Linked DNA regions of Homo sapiens: region 1 is linked to region 2. A link is an interaction called in ENCODE POLR2A ChIA-PET data of the cell type or tissue named here. Cell type or tissue: GM12878. All regions are shown on one strand. Links, peaks and the distances in the headings refer to the core of each region. The heading gives the core; the rest is flanking DNA. Region 1 has its middle 92 kb from the start of STT3B. Region 2 has its middle 20 kb from the start of STT3B.

Region 1 (5,389 bases), core at 295-5,294, 71 kb before region 2:
TACAGTCTTTAAAAGATAATGAGATACAAAACTTCAGCTTTATAAATGAAACAAGAAGGAGGAACTTCTTGTCAATCTTTTGACAAAAGTATTTGAACACTTTCCTTCTAGATTGGTAGAAAAAGAAAACTAACAGCAGATGTTATCAACAGTCAATATGACTCTGAAATTTAAAGACAAATGTACATTGATTTTCTCAAACGTCATGTTTCAGTCAGAACTGTAGCATTTGATCCCATATTTCTCATAACAACAATAAGCAACTATCCAGCTTAATCAGCAATAATCTAGTTGGCAAACAGATGCGTGCAGCTTGATCCAGCTAACAGGGCTGGATGTGGAGACCTCTTAGCAAATTGACTAGGACAACTACATGAGTATTAATGTTTTGTCTTTTGAAAATGTGTGATCATAACAAATAAACATGTTCTTTGATTTAATGCCCATAATTAGGATCCCAGTTTCTTCTGGGGTTATTTTAACCACCTGTGACATCTTGTTCATTAGCTACACAAAGAGAACCTGAGATGAACCAAAGAAAGCTATAAGAAACCTTAACTGAAAGCCCAAGGTGTGTTGCCCTCAACATTGGCATTATGAGAACACCCTCCAGCTGCCTTTTCCTTTTACCTGTGATAGGTCCCACTTGTCCTCATTCCTCTGCCAAAGCAAATTAAACCAAGCTCCCTTTGCTAACCTTGAAGGCATTCTAAGATGGATCAAAAAATCACGTTAGCTAAGACAGCTTTCTTTTCAGCCAAGAGCAGAGACCCAAGGAGCCCTGACTATCAAGAGCACTCGCTCAGCTACCAGAAATTCTTTTGTTAGGGTAAAGGGGCCACATGGGTTCATCAGTCCTGGTGTTCTGTGGTGTATGTTAACAGGCAGGAAGACTTCAGAGGAAATTGTTTCTGGCCTTTCTTTGCAATAAATGTAACTGTAACTTTGAGTTTGGGGATGTACAAGTCTGTAAGTGAACTCCTGGGTAATCTCATACATTGTGATACATTCACTACTTGGAAATAAAAGTCAGTGAGTTACATCTTATTCTCAGGAAGAATCTCTTGAGAAAATTATAGCAAAGCAATACAATGTTTTGTTTTCTGTTTAAAAATAAAAACGACTGACAGTACCATTTTCTATTTTGATATTTTTGTCATGAAAAAGCTGCCTGTTGCCTTATTTGCAATGTGACTTGAACAATGATTATTTCGCCATTCATATGCTGTAAGGATGGTTACAATGTTCCCACTAGGGCTAATATTCATCAAACTAGTCAATATACTTCATTTCCTCCAAATATTCATGAAGCATTTAAAAAATGGATTTCTCAGTTGTGAATCAATTGCATGAAGTAAAATGCAGGGAGTTTTCAACACGAAGGTCAGTTTTCAGTATTCTGTGGTTTGTGGTAGATTCAGTCCTTCTTCTAAATAATATGCCAGCACAACCATTGGATGATTTATTGCATTCCCTTCCTGAACTTCCTGCTCCTCTCTGCCCCAACACCAAAAAAATCCAAACAAAACAAAACAGGTTTAAGATATAAATATTAGCTGATAGACTGTCAACGTTCCAAATATCAATAAGAGAAATAAAAGACCACACACTGATTATTGGTTTAACTGTCAGTAGACGCAAGGACATACAAAATGACCTCAATCTGTCTAAATGACTGCCTTTTGTCTACCTTGTCCAGACCTGTTTGAAATTATACAAACTCAGATTGTATTCAGAATATTCACAAGCCCTTTCTGTTCATGTAATTCCCTTCTTTAAATTGACTAATGGTATCTTCCTTTTCTCCCTTCTACTCTCTCTCCTCCCATACTCTTAAAGGTTTTGGCTTCTAGGAGGGACATGACTGAACTATTCAGAAGTTTTTTCATGGCTCTAAAAGAAAAACCTTTGACATTTTCACACAGGGAGCTTTCCTTTGTGATACAGACAAATCTTTTAAGTTCCCCATTATGCTCTTAATTATACACACTTTCTAAGTAGCTGTGGTTTTCTTTTCTGTTTTTAAATGTTAAGAAGATCATAAATGTTCTTACAGTTTTATTAATCATTTTCACATGGACAGTATTACACTTGGCACAAGGCAGCATTCCAGTTTTCCCTAAAAAAAAAATCCAAGAAATATTCTTCCTACTCTTTTCTCTTCCCTAATAAAATCTCTGCTTCAAACACCTCCCAAAATAGACCTATTTCCTTCCTTCCTTTTTCTGGTTTTTTTTTTCCTTCTAAACATAGGGAATTTGTCTCCAGGAAAGGAAAACATGGGGCTGGGGTACAAGGATGGGAGTGAAACTTACTTTTCATGTGTTTCATTTTCTATTGGTTATGAAAACTTCCCAGCTTACATCAACAAATGTATCACCTCATGATCAGAACTCTCAGTTGGCTTGACTGATGTCTCTGGCCTGGGTTTCATAAGGCTGAAATCAAGGTACCGGCACTTGTTCAGAACACTTACCTTTGCCTACAGCTGTGCAAAATTATCTAACACAAAGCCTATTTTATAATAAAGTGTTGAATATCTCATGTAATTTATTGAATACTGGAAGTAAAAAACAGAATGGTAAGGTTTCTACTGAATGTGTAGTACTTTCTCACCATTTTAAAGTTAAAAAATCTTAATCTTAGTTGAGAGCATCTGTACACACATAAGGCCTCCTGTCTATTGCATGTAAAATTATACTCTATTTTTTCTCAATTATACAAATATTACATGTTCACCGAAGAAAAGTTATAAATTATATAAACAAGCAAAGAGAAAAAATTAAGTTAACATTATCTCTCCGTCAACAGAAAGCCACTGAAATATACCGGTGTGTGCACTTCCAGGTGTGTGTGACAGAGAAAAAGACAAAGAGAATACATTGATTTCTCTTTTTCAAAAGTGGAATCATACTACGTACAGTTTAATACCATTTTATTTACATCAATTATTTTTGTGAACATTTTTTCATGTCAGTAGACAAATTTCTGCAACAAAACTATTACAGTTCAAAGGGAGTTTTTGAAAATATTTCTAAATGAGTAACATATTCACTGAAGAAAAATTAGAAAATACAGATAAGCAAAATAAAATTGTAATTGCACCATGTGAAGACAACCACTGTTAACATTTCCATCTTTATTGTTATTGGATATACACTACTCTAGTCCTCCAAAATTGAACGCTATTGCCAAGCTTTTGCTAGACATGCTTTTGCTAGACATGCTCTTGCTAGACAGGCACCAGCAAAGATGGAACAAGCTAAACCTTTGTTCACACCCTTGATTATTTCCTAAAGACTAAGTCCTTGATTAAGTCCTAGATGAAGTATTGGGTCCAAAGACATGAACATTTTTAAGGCCATTGGTCAACGTTGCCAAAATGTTTTCTTGGAGAATTTATAGAGTATGGGAGTACATTTTTCCAGGTCCTCTCACCAATCTTGGGTGGTATAATTTTGTTAAAAAATCTTTCAAGCATACCACTTCACAACATTTTCAACTTTGGCACTACACAAAGATGTTTTGGGTCTTGGTTTGGAAGCATAAGCTCTAATAGCTTTTCTGGGATACTGTTTTAATCAGGTCCTGGCCTACTGTAAGAGGCAGACATGTTTTTGTGCAGGAAAAATCAAGAAAGACATGAATATTTACATGAAGAAAACTGTGAAATTACCAAAGAAAAGATTCAGCTGGAGAAAGAAATGGACTACTCTTTGAAATTGTTTCCAGAAGGAAATCTTTGCTTTGATTTCATTTTCTTCAGCACCCAATCCCAAGGAAGCATCCAATCCTCTCTCGTCTTGTTCTGCATGTCAGAAGACAGAGTACCAGTTCTGAAGGTTCCTCCTTGAGATCCCTTTCATGGATCTGGTTTAAGTCCGAGAGCATATAATCTGCTATGTGGAGCTCAGTGCAACAAAGGCATTGGCCAATTTCCAGCAATTATCTGAGAAATTCTATTTCAGACACTAAATCTCCAGCTTTAATCAACTTGCAAATCCCAATCATCCCCAGCAGTGAGCAATCACAGGTCTGAAGGAAGCAGTGATTGTGTCTGTGACCCCAGAAGACCTCTTTCCATCAGGTATCATTTGGAAATCCCTGGGGTCTGATTGCCTCGTATTAAACTTTCATTATTTCCAGATAAGGTATCTGAATAGAGGAAATGATGCCCAGGTGCTGGAAGGGCTGCTAACTTGGGGCCAGCTGAAACTGCCTGTGTCCCGCAGGCTGAAAATTGAGGAAGGGAAACAATGACCCAGGAGATAGATGTGTATTCTGTTCCTTTGTATCATCAGAAGTCTGGCTTGACCAGAGGTTTTTCTCTCAGCAGCTTTGGTGGTGATATCTCTGTGGCAGCCACCTGAGGGTAATTGATTCCTTGGCTAATTTGGCTTGGGTGCCAGCAGCCATTTTGAGGCAACATTCACCCAGAGCTTCTAGCTTAACCTCAGCAGTTAAGCATTTTTGGCACTGCCAAAAGTTGTCACCTCACCCTGCATAACCCCCAAAGGCAGTGCTTGTAGTGCACAGCAGGAGTTGAAATTGTGTGTGTGTGTGTATGTGTGTGTGTGTGTGTGTGTGTGTGTATATATCAGCAAGTGGGATAGATTAGCTCTTAATGAATGAGCACATAAAGATGATCCATTCCAAACATCTGCAAGTATAAAACCACATGCCTAGTGAAGAATTTTTTTCTGTTCTAATGTAAGATCTACCTAGAAAAGAATATCACAAAACTTACTGTTTTATGAGTTAACAGAAAAAAAAAAAAACCTGTTTCTGGTAGTTTTCTAAGTGTTGAGGTAGAAGGAAGAAGACAGGAGGAGCCAAAATTTGCATTTAGAAAATGAGGTCTTCCTCCCAGAACTGCCAACACAGATTCTCTATAACACTTTGTTGAAAATTAATTCTCTCCACAGAAACAATAATTGAATTCTAACCAATTTTTTCTTTTTAAAGAAGTAGATTATATTTAGGCTATAATTAAACCCAGCAAAAAGATCATAGGCATTTCTTCAACTAGGTCAGAAATTATGAAGTTAGGTGTGCCAACACTACTATCAGACACACCTGCCAACAATTTAGCATCTTCCCACTTCATGCTTCTCTGAACAGCAGGAAATGTTCAGCGTTGTCACAAAGCTGCTTTCCTCTGCTTTGCTACACAAGCATCTTCTACCTGCAGTATTTTTCGTGGCTTATTTTTCCTATCTTGCAAAAAGAAACCGCACCTACCTGTTCCCCTATCTACAAAGGTTCCTCCCATAATTTTTTATTGTTAAAGTCTTCATTCCCTTTTATTGATCAAATTTGAACTTTATGCCTAAGATACTTGTATTTCTTTTTTTTTTTTTTCACTTTTCTGGTTTTTTTTTTTCTTGCT
Region 2 (5,389 bases), core at 121-5,120:
AATTGATATACATAGCAAAATGCTTACTATCACTCCAGGCTTTATATGCTATGAGGTAGAAGTCCTGAACTATGCCTGCCTCATTCCCAGTGGCCCTAGAGTTTCATTTGAACAGCTCAATGGCTCTGACTGGGTCATGGGTCAATTCCTGAACCAATCACCGTGGCCTGGGATTCTGGAAGGTTTAACTGAGATGTGCCCAAGGCTTGAACTGAGAGTAGTTTTCTCTTCATTCATCTGAATTGCACAGACTGACAGTTGGGGAGGTTTCCCAAAGGGAAAACAATATTCACTATGCTTCCCAAGCCAGATTTTCTCCCTAATTTTCTGATTTCCATCAAAGGTGTGATCATTCTTCTACGCTCACAACGCTATATGTAACCTGCTGTCCCTCCAAATGTAATACTGTTACCTTATTTTCTCTTGTGCTCAATATAGTCTTTTCGCCACCATCCCTCAAAAAGTAAAGACAAAGAGACTAACACAAGAGAGGCATTACTGTTCCATGGTGTATGACTGGAGCAAGGGTAAATGATATCTATGTGCTCACAATTTTCTGAGAAACATATTGTAATAAATGTTATAAACAAAATAATTTAAAATACACAAATCAAAACAATTGATCAGTACTCTTCAAAAGTGTCAAAGTCATGAAAGACAAGAAAGACTGAGTAATTGTTATAGATTAGAGGAGACAAAGGAAACATGGCAAGCATGGAGGACAGAGTCTAAGGAGTCAGCCATGATTCCCAACACCTGGTTTTTATGCTCCAGTATAATCCCCTCCCCTTGACTTGCTTTCTACCAATGGAATATGGCAAAGGTGATGGGATGACATTTCTATAATATTATATAAGTCTCCATATTGCTAGTAGACTCACTGAAGAGCTCTCTCTTCCTAGCTGGCTTTGAAGAAGTACTGGCCATTGTGGGAGCCCTCCACTGGTGAGGAGATAAGAGCAGTTCCTAGAGACTGAGAGTAGCCTCCAGCCAACAGCCAAAAAGAAGCCAGAGCCCTCAATCCTACAGCCTCAAGAGAATAAATTCTGTCAACACCTGAGTGAGTTTGGAAGCAAATTCTTCCCAGTTTAGCCTCCAGATGAGACTGCAGTCTGCCTAGCACTTTGACTTATGAGACCCTAAGCAGAGGATCCAATTAAATTATGAAATGATAAATGTGTGTTGTTGTAAGTGGCTAAGTTGGTGGCAATTTGTAAAAATAATACAATGTTTGTCAAGACAGAAAAGAAAATGATGGACAATTTGACACTTCATCTATATCAGATGCCCTGCTTTCCCTCTTGCAAAGGCCTGTGTGCTCCTGTCAACAGCTGAGCAGCATTGCTTCCTTTGGCACATAGATTTCTTTTTTTCAATCATTTGATATTACACAGTTTTGTGGTGGTTTTATTCCTAGTAATGATTATCTTAAAATGATGTTTACGCAAAAGACCTTTCTCCCCACTCTTCCCCCGACTCTCTTGCTTCTGCCTCCCCAACAGCTTCTGCCCATAACTACATCACTTTCTTTCTTCCCTGTCTGCTATGGTTTGGCTGTGTCCCCACCAAAATCTCACCTTGAATTGTAATAATCCTCATGTGTTAAGGGTGGGGCCAGATGGAGATAACTGAATCATGGGGGCAGTTTCCCCGATATGGTTCTCGTGGTAGTAAATAAGTCTCAAGAGATCTGATAGTTTTATAAATTGGAGTTCCCCTACACAAGCTCTGTCTTGTCTGCTGCCATGTAAGACATGTCTTGCTTTCCCTTTGCTTTCTGCCATGATTGTGAGGCCTCCCCAGCCATGTGGAACTGTGAGTCAATTAAACGTTTTTCCTTTATAAATTACCCAGTCCTGGGTATGTCTTTATTAGCAGCATGAGAATAGACTAATACACTCTCCATACCTCCTTTTCTCTCCTCACCATCTCTTTCCTCACTTTGTTTGGAATTTCTAAGGACAGGAATCACTAGTATCAGAGAAATAAGGGGTCTGATGTGGTTACTGTTTTTTTTTTTTTTAACAGTCTATAAAACAACACACAAAACCCACCCCTACCTCTTCAAAATTTAAGTTGTGTAATATTTAGACTCTATCCAGAATTAATCACTTCCCTCTTCTTTTTTTTTTTTTTTTTTGAGACGGAGTCTCGTTCTGATGCCCAGGCTGGAGTGCAGTGGCGCGATCTCGGCTCACTGCAACCTCCACCTTCCGGGTTCACGTGATTCTCCTGCCTCAGCTTCCCAAGTAGCTGGGATTACAGGCACACTCCACCATGCCCGGCTAATTTTTTGTGTATTTTTAGTACAGACAGGGTTTCACTATGTTGGTCAGACTGGTCTTGAACTCCTGACCTCGTGATCCGCCCACCTCAGCCTCCCAAAGTGCTGGGATTACAGGCGTGAGCCACCATGCCTGGCCATTTCCCTCTTCTCAAATCTCTACAACAGCATCTCAGCCCAGAATGAAGTATGCCCAAGATGTATCTTCATGACCTTGAAAGGGTCTTATAACTTCAAAGAAAGTTTGCAACTACTTTTTAAAAAATTAATTTATTCATTTTTATTTGTATAAAGTTGTGGGGTACAAGTGTAATTTTGCTACATGCATAGATTACATAGCGGTGAAGTCAGGGCTTTTAGGGTGTCCATCACCCAAATAATGTACATTGTACCCCTTAAGAAATCCCTCATCATTCCCTCCCTTCCCACCCCCTCACCTTTCCAAGCCTGTGTTGTCTATCATTCCACACTCTATGTCCATGTGTACACCTTATTTAGCTCCCATTTATAAGTGAGAACAGGCAGTATTTGTCTTTCTATGTCTTACTTGTTTCACTTAAGATCATGGCCTCCAGTTCCATTCGTGTTGCTGTGAAAGATGTTATTTCATTATTTTGTATGGCTGAGTAGTATTCCATTGTGTATATACACCACATTTTCTTTATCCAATCTTCCATTGATGGACACTTAGTTTGATTTCATATCTTTGGTATTGTGAATACCACACCTGCAATGAACCTGCTGCAATGAACATATAGGTGATTTTTTGATATAAGGATTTCTTTTTTGTGTGGAGGGTAGGTAACCCCAGGAGTGGGATTGCTAGGTTGAATGGTAGTTCTATTTTTAGTTACTTGAGATATCTCTGTACTGTTTTCTATAGAGGTTGTAAATTGGGTGTACAACTTGGCAAAGAAAATGAACGTACAGGTACATAAAGTTATTTAAAAACAGAGTTCATTTTAAAGTTATTTAAAAACAGAGTTCATTTGTTTAGAAAATAAATAGCTCAAATGAAAATAAATAGAATATAAATAGAATAAATAGAAAATACATAGCTCAAATGAAAACCTGGAGCTCAAACAAAAACAGAATAATAAATGATGCTATCGACCTGGTGAAAATGTACTCTATCTCCTTGAGAGGAACAGAGGTATTAATTAAATAAACACCTTACTTTTAACCTGGTCTATGGAGTTGAAAACCTGTTAAATTCATTGAGAACTCTCAGGACTATTTCTTGCTACTTACCGTGGGCATTAAAAATTTCTGTGTAGACGTTAATGCCAACAACATTTGGTCAGTGTCTACTACATAATCTTTACTTATGTGCTCTGCCTCAAGTTGCTTAACTATTTCTGAAATTATAAAACCCTCTTTTGAAGTAGAGATAGAATAAAGGATCTCCTGCTAAAGCAGAGACACAAAATAATAATTATATGTAAAGTATAAAATAAATCTCTTTTATTTAAAGGGCACAAAGATGAATAGAGAAAAACAGGAGAACTAAATTAAGGCCTATATTAATACTCATAGAAGTTACTAACAACGCTTCATTATTTTTGTTAAATAATGTACATAGCAAGAGATTTGAATTTCTTATTTCAAAATGTCTTGCTTTTCAAAAATAAATTTTCAGTGCCCTCGGAATCTTAAATGTTCTCATGTATGTAACACAGTAAGCTTGTGGACTCTTGGGTTTAATAAGTGCTCTCAATTTTAAGAAATAAAAATTGAGCCGGGCTAGGTGGCTCACGCCTGTAATCCCAGCACTTTGGGAGGCTGAGGCAGGCGGATCACGAGGTCAGGAAATCGAGACCATCCTGGCTAACACGGTGAAACCCCGTCTCTACTAAAAATACAAAAAATTAGCCAGGCGTGGTGGCGGGCTCCTGTGGTCCCAGCTACTTGAGAGGCTGAGGCAGGAGAATGGTGTGAACCCGGGAGGCGGAGCTTGCAGTAAGCTGAGATCGGGCCACTGCACTCCAGCCTGGGGGACAGAGCGAGACTCAGTCTCAAAAAAAATATAATAAAACGAAATAAAATCTTGAAATTCAATCAGGAATAAATTTAATTTTAAAGTTAATTATTCAGGCTTGTTAGCATATCTAAGCAAGATTTGGTTCTCACAAATGTTTGGTTGTGTTCTCAATGCTGAAATAAAAGGGAATCAAGTGGTATGTGTCCAGTGGATGCCGGCAGGTGACAGAAGGCTGCCCGTGGCAAGTTGGCCAAACTGTTGACAGACTATTTTCAGTCCCCCACCCCTGTGGGCCACAGTGAAGAGTTAATGGTGCTTATTAATCCTGCCCACAGTCACTGAGAAATGGTGCTCCCCAGAGAGAGTGTCTGGAAGATAAGGAATGAGAGTACAAGAAATACTGGCCTTCTCTGCAAGGTTTTCAGACCTCAGTAGCCAAGAAGAGATTGTATTTCGTGTGTGTGTGTGTGTGTGTGTGTGTGAAATAAGAGTAGATTAAACAAAATCTATATTCTAGTTCTAGGTTTTACTTTCTTGATTCATGAATATACAAGACCAAATATATTATGTACATAATATGTACATTATGTACATAATCCATGAGGAGGACTAGCAAGATTGAATTTCACGTGTGGCTTGTCAAACATCTTGCTGCTTTACATTTTGTACCTTGAATGAAAACCCATGCCCACACATGAGCATGTGCGCACATACACACACATGCACGCACACATATACGCTCCTTTTGCCAATAAAGGTCACACTGCTAAACCACTTTCAATTGAACATGATCTTTGAGTTGTTCTTCCAATAGTGGTTTCAGGTTTGCACTGTTATTCCCTCTCATGAGGTTGCCTTTGTGACCTAGTGAACATGTTTCCAAATTTTCTGGCTGAAGTTACATTTTGCAGAAGAAAAATACTTTTTATCAGTGAAAACCTAAGTGGCTCTATAATAATAATTACAAGATTTATTAAGCTTTCATTGTACTAAGCACTGTCTCATGCTTTATTTCAATGAACTCATTTAATCCTGATTATCTGGGATATAGACACCATTATTAATATAATTATTATTCTTTTTAACAGATAGCAAAACTGAAGCATAGAGATGCTGAGTAACTC

The links. Peaks named below come from ENCODE experiments on the same cell type or tissue, not always from the same donor. Only the 100,000 strongest peaks of a DNase experiment are listed, where the experiment ranks them.
Region 1: POLR2A ChIA-PET joins it to region 2 with 5 read pairs; 2 of 35 experiments call an interaction of 5 or more read pairs at or near these places.

The regions. Positions count from the first base shown.
Region 1 is chr3:31,438,667-31,444,055 of GRCh38, forward strand. No RefSeq gene overlaps it. Among named protein-coding and RNA genes, the nearest start is that of STT3B, 92 kb to the right of the region's middle. In GM12878, for the core only: no CTCF peak of the experiment used is centred there; no DNase peak of the experiment used is centred there; H3K27ac peaks cover 1,242 bases.
Region 2 is chr3:31,509,927-31,515,315 of GRCh38, forward strand. No RefSeq gene overlaps it. Among named protein-coding and RNA genes, the nearest start is that of STT3B, 20 kb to the right of the region's middle. In GM12878, for the core only: no CTCF peak of the experiment used is centred there; no DNase peak of the experiment used is centred there.